Linked DNA regions of Homo sapiens: regions 1 and 3 are each linked to region 2. Evidence: chromatin contacts called from ENCODE Hi-C or POLR2A ChIA-PET data. All regions are on one chromosome and are shown on one strand. The core of a region is the stretch at or near the end of the contact, and the rest is flanking DNA. Distances in the headings are between cores, read along the strand shown. Region 1 holds the start of SIDT1 (SID1 transmembrane family member 1). Region 2 overlaps C3orf52 (chromosome 3 open reading frame 52). Region 3 holds the start of USF3 (upstream transcription factor family member 3).

Region 1 (3,016 bases), core at 153-2,652, 1.4 Mb after region 2:
AAACAGTGAGTTCTATTTGAAGTTTTACCCCCAGACTCTCCTTTGAATTAGTATTTTTGCCCATATACCCATATATTTTCAAGAAATTTCTTTCTTTCCTTCCTTCCTTCCTTCCTTCCTTTCTTCCTTCCTTCTTCCTTCCTTCCTTTCTTCCTTTTGAGATAGGGTCCTGCTCTGTCATCCAAGCTGGGGTGCAGTGGGGTGTTCACGGCTCATTGCAGCCTCGACCTCCCGGACTCAAGCAGTCCTCCCAACTCAACTCCCAAGTAGCTAGGACGACAGGCATGCACCACCACGCCCAGCTATTTTTGTATTTTTTGTAGAGATGGGGTTTCATCATGTTGCCCAGACTTGTCATGAACACATGGCCTCAAGCTAGCCCACCTCCCACTTCAGCCTCCCAAAGTGCTGGGATTACAGGCATGAGCCACTGCACCTGGCCAAGAACATTCAAAACTTTAAAACTGAAAATTGTCCTAATAAGGAGTCTACTAACTTAATCTTCCATCAGCATTGTTTTCTGATTTCACAGAAAACTTTACAACAAATGTATTGCATTCATTCTTGATGTTTTAAGAAATTAAAGGAATTAGACAAGGTAAAAACAAAAACAAATCTATCTCTTTAAAGATGGCAAGGACTAGGATTTTAATCTGTAATCTTAAATTTTTGAAAAAGATCTTTTCCTTCTTAATGACTTCTTTTTAAATGGTCCTTCAGGTTGAACACAATTACATTCTTTTATAGTATACAGTAATGAAGCTGAAATAAAACAGTGAGTTCTCTTCCACACGTAAATTGTGATTGTTCAATGTTCTGCAAGGTCTTCTGATGGCCCCATTCTCACCCTGCTCCTTACCTGCCTCTTTAACTCTTTAAATCTAATCCCCTAATTTTTATCAGAAAAGTATTTCCTTTTTACGATAGGCTGTGGTTTCTGCCTTTAAAAAAACAATCCTGGGGTTTCTCTCAGAATCTGGAAGAAGTCATTGCAATGGTAAAGTAGGTAAGAGGCTGGGGTGGAAAGAAATGCCTTCTGCATAAATCTAGTTAGTCTGAGTCGTTTTTTGACAACTTCCGGGACCAGACTTCAGGCAGTGCTGGAAATTGTTCTCTTTACCATATCTTTTTTTTTTTAACTGTACATATTTACATACATACACATATGGTGAGGGAGAGAACGTGATGACGTGAGACTCTCCATGGAGAGTAGGAGGTAATAAAGAAATAAAACAGGTGTCTGAGGAGAGGTTCTATTAGAGAGGGGAGAATAGAGAGTAATTATCGTTCAGACAGGCAAGAGTTCTCTGCAGGTAGCAGCCTGGGAAAGCGAACTCGCGCACCCTCTTGGGGGACGGGCTCTTTTGCTTTCTATTTCTTCTCCTGCAGCCAGGGTGCACACGTATTTGAAACAGACCGAATTTCCTCCTCGATGTGGCGTCAGGTTGACTTTTCGAGACTAGCGGGTATTTCTTTTTAATGACTCCAATGCCTTTTTATTATTGCTGTTATTGAGGTTGAGGGAGAAGAGATCGGTCTAAATTCTGGCTGGGTAAGTGGGGGGATTCTCGGCGATGAGAAACGGGGGACTTAGAAGCCGGAGGAAAATCAGCAGCCCCACATCTCCACTTCTCCAGTCCGCCCTACTCTCCACCCGTGACCTCCAGTGGAGACCCCAGGCGGCAGCATCAGTATTTGATCGGCCCTTCGTCAGCACGCTGCCAGCCCTGGCCGGCTGGGTTCGCCAGGCATCACCCGCTCGGCTCTGAAGCGGACGCCTGGCCCTGCACCGGGCTTTGGAAGGACCCTCTCTGCGCTCGCCCCCTCCCCAGGGTGGCTCCGCTTTCGAGCCCGGGCGCGGTGCCCACCATGCGCGGCTGCCTGCGGCTCGCGCTGCTCTGCGCGCTGCCCTGGCTCCTGCTGGCGGCGTCGCCCGGGCACCCGGCGAAATCCCCCAGGCAGCCCCCGGCACCGCGCCGCGACCCCTTCGACGCTGCCAGGGGCGCCGATTTCGATCATGTCTACAGCGGGGTGGTGAACCTCAGCACCGAGAACATCTACTCTTTCAACTACACCAGCCAGCCCGACCAGGTAAGACACTCGCTCCCCTCGCTCGACTCCTAGAACTTGCCAGATCTCAGAGCCCCGTCGCTGCTTTGGAGTCCCCTGGGAATTGACCTTGGGAGACTTCGGGGACCAGGGGACTTTCTTTCCCTTTCTCCTCCGAAGCAATCGCTGCCCTGCCCTAGCTGCCTCAACACGCCTCGGGGACAACTCTGCTTCGCCTCGCGCCTCTCCTGGCCTGGTCAAGGGCATTGCTGGGCTTTGCAGAGGCACCAGTTCCCCGCACCGTCTGCGGGTCCTGGGTCCCTGCTGGGTCTTTCTCCAGGAAAGTCCTGATTTCTAGGGTTGCGGGGTGTGGTGTGGAGTGCGAAGAAGAACCGCACCTCGGTTCCTAATCCCCTGCAGGGAAGAAACCTAATTTCAAGTGGCTGATTCAGCCAGACCCTTCTATTTCATAGCGCATGGGGAGGGAGAACTGCTCAGAATCTAAAATGGAAATTGTGTGAAAATGGACGGAAGCTGCAGAACCTCTGTGCATTCAACAGTCACTTCCTGCGTTTTTGTGCCATTGTCACACGTTGTGCTTCAGAGACGCCAGAAGACCTGGGCAAAGACGTGAGAACTGCAGCCATCAGCTGATCAATCCAGGTTTTGATTTTAAATAAGGATGGATAATTGTGTGAAAGTTCTAGACCTATTTTTGACAAAAGTTGAGGGAAGATAAGGAGGGAAAAATGTTCCAGTGACTATCCCTTTGACATATATACTCCGATTATATAACGTAAGAAGATGCATATAGTTCATTTCTTTCCTCTAGTGTGGTACCTCTGGAGCACTGGGCGGGGAGAGAGAGGGAGACAGAGAGAGAAAGAGAGAAAGAGAGACAGAGACAGAGACAGAGACTCCCCAGTGTACCAACCTCTGGATCTTCTTCCCATATAAATGTGTTTAT
Region 2 (2,821 bases), core at 322-2,821:
TACAGAAGCACCAGCAACACCAGAGGGGTGGAGACTCCTTTCTCTCCCGATTCTACAGTCTGGCTCTAAGCCCAGTAAAACAGCTCCCGAGCACTGCTTCAGCTGGGTCCAGTCTTGACAAAGGCAGGAAGCCAGCTAGGGTGGGGGCGATAGGGTCAGCGGGTATGTCCCACTGTTGGAGGTCACTGGTATTCTGTTTGTTTTTGTTTTGTTTCGTTTTGTTTTTTGAGACAGGGTCTCGTTCTGTCGCTTAGCTGGAGTGCGGTGGCGTGATCATGGCACTGCTATTCTTGAAGCACTCCACCCACCTGGGCTACTTTTTCTTTAGTGCAGAGGTGCACTGTCTTCTTTTAGGTGGGATCGCGTAAGCATGAGCTGGTAGAGCACGGAGAGGCAGGCAGCCAGGTTACGAAGACTAAGCCAATTATTCACTGAAGTCATCCTCCTCCCCCCCACCATTCGATTTGATCTACCTCTAAGCCAGGCTGTGAAGAAAAGGAAGGCACTTTAGAAGACCTCAGCAGTGTGGTTCTGTGTCTACTTCCATGACCTGTACCTGAGTATCTTAGCCAGCCAGCCTTAGGAACACCACCAAGGTTACTTTGAAATCTATGTATATAGCTAGTTACAGACGGGAGCTATGTGTTTCTTCATTATTTTGCAGCTCCTCGTTGTTCCTGTGATTCCTGAACACCTTTTTGGAAATATGGGTCTCTGTGAGTTTTGAGCACACTACTATCACTTTGGATAGTCACTCCATTTATATTTTTATAAACTTCCATTAGAGAATCATTAAGGCTGTTTAATATCTGCTCTGGATATTACGCATTGGCTTTTTGTTGCCTAGTGCTACAAACCTTCCTGTGGGACTCAGTGTCTTCAGGCAATGATTGTGTATCCTGTTACAGATGGTTGTGATACAAGAAGAACCACTCTTCTTTGAAAATAAACTCTTGGAAGCTTTTGCCAGCTATTTGGGGGGTAGGAGGAATATTAGCAACTGTATTGGTTGTCTACAGATACAGAATTGCCTGTTGTGAGGGAACTGATTGTTTTGTTGGGAAAAGAAATTTACCAGGAGAAAGAGTTTTGTGCTGTATTGTGAGAGATCTCGCCTCTCAGTTAAATGAGCCCTGGGTTAAAGTCAGTGTGAAGGGCAGCTGTGTGCGGGCACGAGCCAGAGTGTCTGCCTCAGACTAGATTTGACTTGAGTTCTTTATGACCCAGGACTCTGGATAATGTGAATTTGCTTTCCTATTTAACTAGAAGATACATGTACTATAGATCATTGTCTCATTTTAGTGATTGTTCCTTAAACTAGTGAAACTAGTGGATTTCTCTTCTTCCTCTTTATTTTCTGCATGTTAAATGTGAACCTTAGTGTATTTGTATTTTGTAGAAAATAATGAAAAATTTTAATGGAGAATGATTTAAAAACATTTACAATACATTATTTTTGCATCTGTGTTGTTGCATTCCCATTGGCTGAGCTTTGGGCTGGGTTTTTGTTTGTTTGTTTTTTGCAGTAAATGGTGTTGAGCATAATTTTTTTCATTTCCCTTAGGGCAGCTTCCTCTTCTGGGTGAATAAGATCAAGCCAAGTTTGGCTGGGGCGGCCTGGGTTCTCCCCTCTGTTCCAGCAAGAGCAGGCAGAGGCCATCCCCTCCTCTTTCTCTGAGGCCCTCTCTGGCAGGACTTGGTATCTGAAAGGGCTTGGACTTGAAGGAACAGCCTGTTCATGTCTGGAGGCAGGATTTGGTTTTGTTCTTCCCTTCTTGTTCAGAAAGCACCAAGATGCAAGTACCTTGTCTTGGGTTTTGACCATTTGCAAGTCATAGAGAGGACTTTCCATAGATTTGACTTTTCTGCCCAAATGGTATGGGAAAAAACTAACCTTTGTGACTAACATATTTGGTGGTGTTTGAAAAAAAACGGCCCTTACAAATGCACTGTTCTGCTATAGGAGATAAATCTACTGGTCATCACACAACATCATGATGAGCATAATGCCTGGTACATAGTGAGGTTTTAATAATTGAAGGATTTGAGAAGAAAACTGCTCTTCTCTGGATGTCACTTAGATATGGATAGAATGGCAACAGCCATATCAGCAGAACCTGCTCCTGTTCCTCTGCCAACAAAAATTCCAGCCATGTGTCTGATTCTTTTTTGCCTTTCAATTTAATTTAGTTCTACAGATTTGAAAAAATGATGTGTTTTATGGAAGGCTATGGGGATACTAGTGGAGAAGACAACAATAAGAAAAGAAGCTGTTAGTCTTATTAAGGAGTCAGGATCAGTACAGATGAAACAGGAAACAGCAGAAAAAAATACCCAGGGGTCAAAAACAAAGGCAGTCTGGGCGCGGTGGCTCAAGCCTGTAATCCCAGCACTTTGGGAGGCCGAGGCAGGCAGATCACCTGAGGTTAGGAGCTCGAGACCAGCCTGACAAACATGGTGAAACCCCATCTCTACTAAAAATTAGCCAGGCGTGGTGGCAGGCGCCTGTAATCCCAGCTACTCAGGAGGCTGAGGCAAGAGAATCGCTTGAACCTAGGAGGCAGAGGTTGCAGTGAGCTGAGATCACGCCATTGCACTCCAGCCTGGGTGACAAGAGTGAAACTCCATAACAAACAAACAAACAAACAAACAAACAGAAACAGTAGGGTTGCGGGTGGTCAGAGAAAAGAGTGGTCAGTATAATCAGAGGACGTTTTTTTGTAGGAAGTAGGACTGAAGCCGAATCCTGAAGCACTGGTGGGATTTGAATAAGAAGATTTGCCTTCCTTTACACATGTTCGTGTCTTCTTAGGATGAGGTA
Region 3 (2,894 bases), core at 9-2,508, 1.6 Mb after region 2:
GGCAGGTTTGTCTGTTTGGTTTTCTTTACAAAAGAGCAAACCTGGGAATATGTTTCAGGATCCATGTAACTCACCGTAAGATTTATTCAAGAAATCTGTACGTTGTTTATAGGTAAGGAAATGTCTTCTTTGCCTACACAGTTGGCCACGACTGTCTTGATCTGTGTGGTGTTAGGTTACTGTATCTACTTGATGGTAAAAATGTTACAAGAACGGAAGTTGAAATTCTGCACTTTGGTTTATGCAGTCTCATATTTCCAGATAAAGTTAATAAACGCAAAGGACCATATCCCAATGTAACGAGGAGGGTTGGGAGGACAAGCTTCAAGAACGAGTGGGGTGAATTCAACTATCAAAATTGTAAACATGAACAAGAGTCCAGGAATCTTATATTTCATCCGGATACATGAAAGTAGATTTCAAGAGTTGGTCATTCACTTGCACTGCTTCTACTCAGAAAGCAAAAGAACGGCTTCTAAAAAGAAAACACAAGCCTAACACTTCGACAGAGGGGTGAGAGGGAAAAAGCAAGCCACATGAGTCTGACGAACGGGTACGAAAGAAATTCAGAGGGCAAGGAAAGAAGGGGAATGAAGAAGACAGGAAAAGGTGAAGGAGGCGGGCAAAGGCCATCTGGTGTGAACCTGGCTGCCCAGCTCTTTATGCACCCAGGGCAGCGTGGGGCCCCTCTCGCCCCGCGCGCATCTAGGAGCTGGGGCGCAGTGCGAGCCCCCCACGGGCCTGGCAGCCGGGGACGCAGGGCGGGCGGGAGATGAGGGGTGCGCTCGCCGCGGGCGCTGACGCCCCACCAGGTGCCGCACGCAAGGGTCCCCAGGAAGGAGGCGCACTTAGCGCAGCCCTGGCCTCCCGGAGCAGGAAGGGGGTGGGTGGAGCTGAGCCCGGGGCCGCCCTCCGGAGCCGCCCCCGCAGCCCTGGCCCCCGCCCCCCGCCCCGGCTGTCAGCGGCCCCCTCCCGCAGTCACTTACCCGCCGGCTGCGCGGTCTCGGCCGCGGTGGCGGCGGCGACGGCGGCGACCCCCGCCTGGGTCATGATCCCAGGAGGGGAAGGCAGGAGTGTCTGACCGTCTGGGCGAATCTCTCCGTCCGCGGCCACCGCCTGCTCCTCCGGGGCTGGGGGAGCGCGGGCCCAGGCCCTCCTCTCCCCCCGCCCCCGCCGCCTCTTTTTGCGGCCACCGCAGCCGCTGCGAGCCCGAGCCCTCAAGGCCGGAGACCCGGCGGCAGCGCGGCCTCAACTTTCCCAGCCCCCCTCCCCCCGCCCCTCCCCGCCCCTCCCGCGGCCGCAGCTCAGCAAGCGAACAGCCTACCCTGGGCGCGCCGCGTTCCCGCCTCTTTCACTCAACCCGCCAATCAGGCTGCGGGAACGCTGCCGTGGTAGCCAATAAGAAGACAGAATGCCGTTGCACTACGCTAGAGGGCGGGAGGAGGCGGAGAGGAAACCAAGGAGTGAACGGGGATCGGGCGGCCCAATGAGGAGGGCCGGGGGGCGGAGGTGTGCAAGTTGGGTTGAAGAAACAGGAAATATTCTTAAAGGTAGAGTGACGGACAGGAAGGAAAGCCAGTAGGTGAATGGGAAAGAGGTGGGCCTGGTTCCTTAAAGGGGACGCCTTGAGAACCTAGAAAAGAAGGTGTTTTAAGAAACTTCTTTGTATCTTCTTCTGTGGTCTCTTTTCTTCGTCTTTCGGTAGGAGTTTGGAAGTGGAAAAATTGAAAAGGAAGAGGGCACGGAAGTCTTTCGGAATAGTTAGCCCCTCTTAACGTGGAGGGCAGGAAGGTGAGAAGATACGTCTTAGTAAATGTGGAGAAGAAAGAATCAGACGTTTCCGACTTCTCGATAACTGGAAGATTGTTGCTGACTTGACGCTGCTCGCATTCGTAGGCTGTGGTCTCTTGTCATCCTTTATTTGCAACAACACACAGATTTCTGTGAATTGGAGATGGCCATGTTCAGAAATGCCCTGGGGGCCTCCCAGCTGGGACAAGGGAGTTTGGCATTGGGGGATGGGGTTTGAGATCTCAAGCCTGGGTTACTAAATACCTGGATCTAGGAGAGGTAGGGCCAGGGGTCACGAAATGGAGACCTGAGTGCCCCTTAACTCCAGGATCTGTGTGGAGCCCTTGGAACCGTGATCACAACTCCCTCTTCCTAGTTTCGCTTCATATTTTATAACCTCCTGCTGAAACAGGTGTCCTCCACCTAGTTGCGGTTATAGATTTCCAAGCCCTTCCACAACCAGATTTGGAAATATCCCAGATCTTAGATGTCCGTGGGCTAACTTCCAGAAGGTGCACACAGGGCATGGCATAATGGGAATTACTTGAGCCTGTATACAGAAGCAGCAGACATCGCATTGAGCAAAAGGGTAAAGGCTAACAGTAACGGAGTCTTATGTTTGTACAGCAGATTGAAAAGCTATGATGAAACGGAAGGCCTGTAATGTTGCTTATAAACTGTGGTACTAATAAACAGGCTAGAAATTTTCTTTAACTCATCCATCTAGGCACACGAAGTTCTAATTAGCCTTTGAACAGACTTGGCACATCCAAATCAAAACTGCAGATAAGAAAGATTCTACGAGTCAGAGCCATAATAGCAATGCTAATAACATCACCATAAAATTGTATAGTATTGGTATGCTCAGCCATAGGAAACAATTTCCAGTGTGTTCAGAATACAAGGTATTTCTCGTTAACAAATATCATATCCAGGGTGTGCATGATTTCCTAAACAACTGCAATGCATCAATTCTAAAGTAAAAACAAATAGTTTTGATGATTCATGAAACAGAATTTAACCATTCCTTTAGATCACCTTTAAAAAATACACATTAATATATTTCTGGCACGATATAGACGTAGAAAAGAAGAACAATTTCC

What was found. A loop is a pair of places that touch in the nucleus more often than their neighbours do. ChIA-PET counts read pairs that join two places held with the same protein, here RNA polymerase II (POLR2A). Pooled maps may share reads with other maps.
Region 1: a map of naive thymus-derived CD4-positive, alpha-beta T cell shows a loop between it and region 2 (2.7-fold over the local background). The contact joins the promoter of SIDT1 here to the enhancer-like site in region 2. A Hi-C loop is called at or near these places in 1 of 168 maps with a recorded cell type or tissue (naive thymus-derived CD4-positive, alpha-beta T cell), 4 of 37 single-sample maps with no recorded cell type and 8 of 50 pooled maps. POLR2A ChIA-PET finds 5 or more read pairs at or near these places in 1 of 52 experiments (activated CD4-positive, alpha-beta T cell).
Region 3: a loop to region 2 is called in a map of naive thymus-derived CD4-positive, alpha-beta T cell, with 4 times the contacts of the local background. The contact joins the promoter of USF3 here to the enhancer-like site in region 2. A Hi-C loop is called at or near these places in 1 of 168 maps with a recorded cell type or tissue (naive thymus-derived CD4-positive, alpha-beta T cell) and 7 of 50 pooled maps. POLR2A ChIA-PET finds 5 or more read pairs at or near these places in 1 of 52 experiments (OCI-LY7).

Annotation. Positions count from the first base shown.
Region 1 is chr3:113,531,153-113,534,168 of GRCh38, forward strand. SIDT1 (SID1 transmembrane family member 1) reads left to right here and starts at 1,403. Exons shown (of 25, transcript NM_017699.3): 1 at 1,403-2,091. The coding sequence starts at 1,870. RefSeq lists enhancers at 795-1,014, 1,035-1,224, 1,365-1,694, 2,165-2,294 and a silencer at 1,965-2,014.
Region 2 is chr3:112,116,745-112,119,565 of GRCh38, forward strand. C3orf52 (chromosome 3 open reading frame 52) reads left to right here. Exons shown (of 6, transcript NM_024616.3): 6 at 1-1,466. Among named protein-coding and RNA genes, the nearest start is that of MIR567, 5.4 kb to the left of the region's middle. Within about 2 kb of position 1,572, at least 5 of the 41 ENCODE cell types and tissues checked have a DNase peak (open chromatin) inside an H3K27ac peak, as active enhancers do; they include OCI-LY7, where a contact is called at or near this core.
Region 3 is chr3:113,695,384-113,698,277 of GRCh38, forward strand. It overlaps USF3 (upstream transcription factor family member 3), which reads right to left and starts at 1,259. Exons shown (of 7, transcript NM_001009899.4): 1 at 987-1,259. RefSeq lists silencers at 590-979, 1,000-1,469.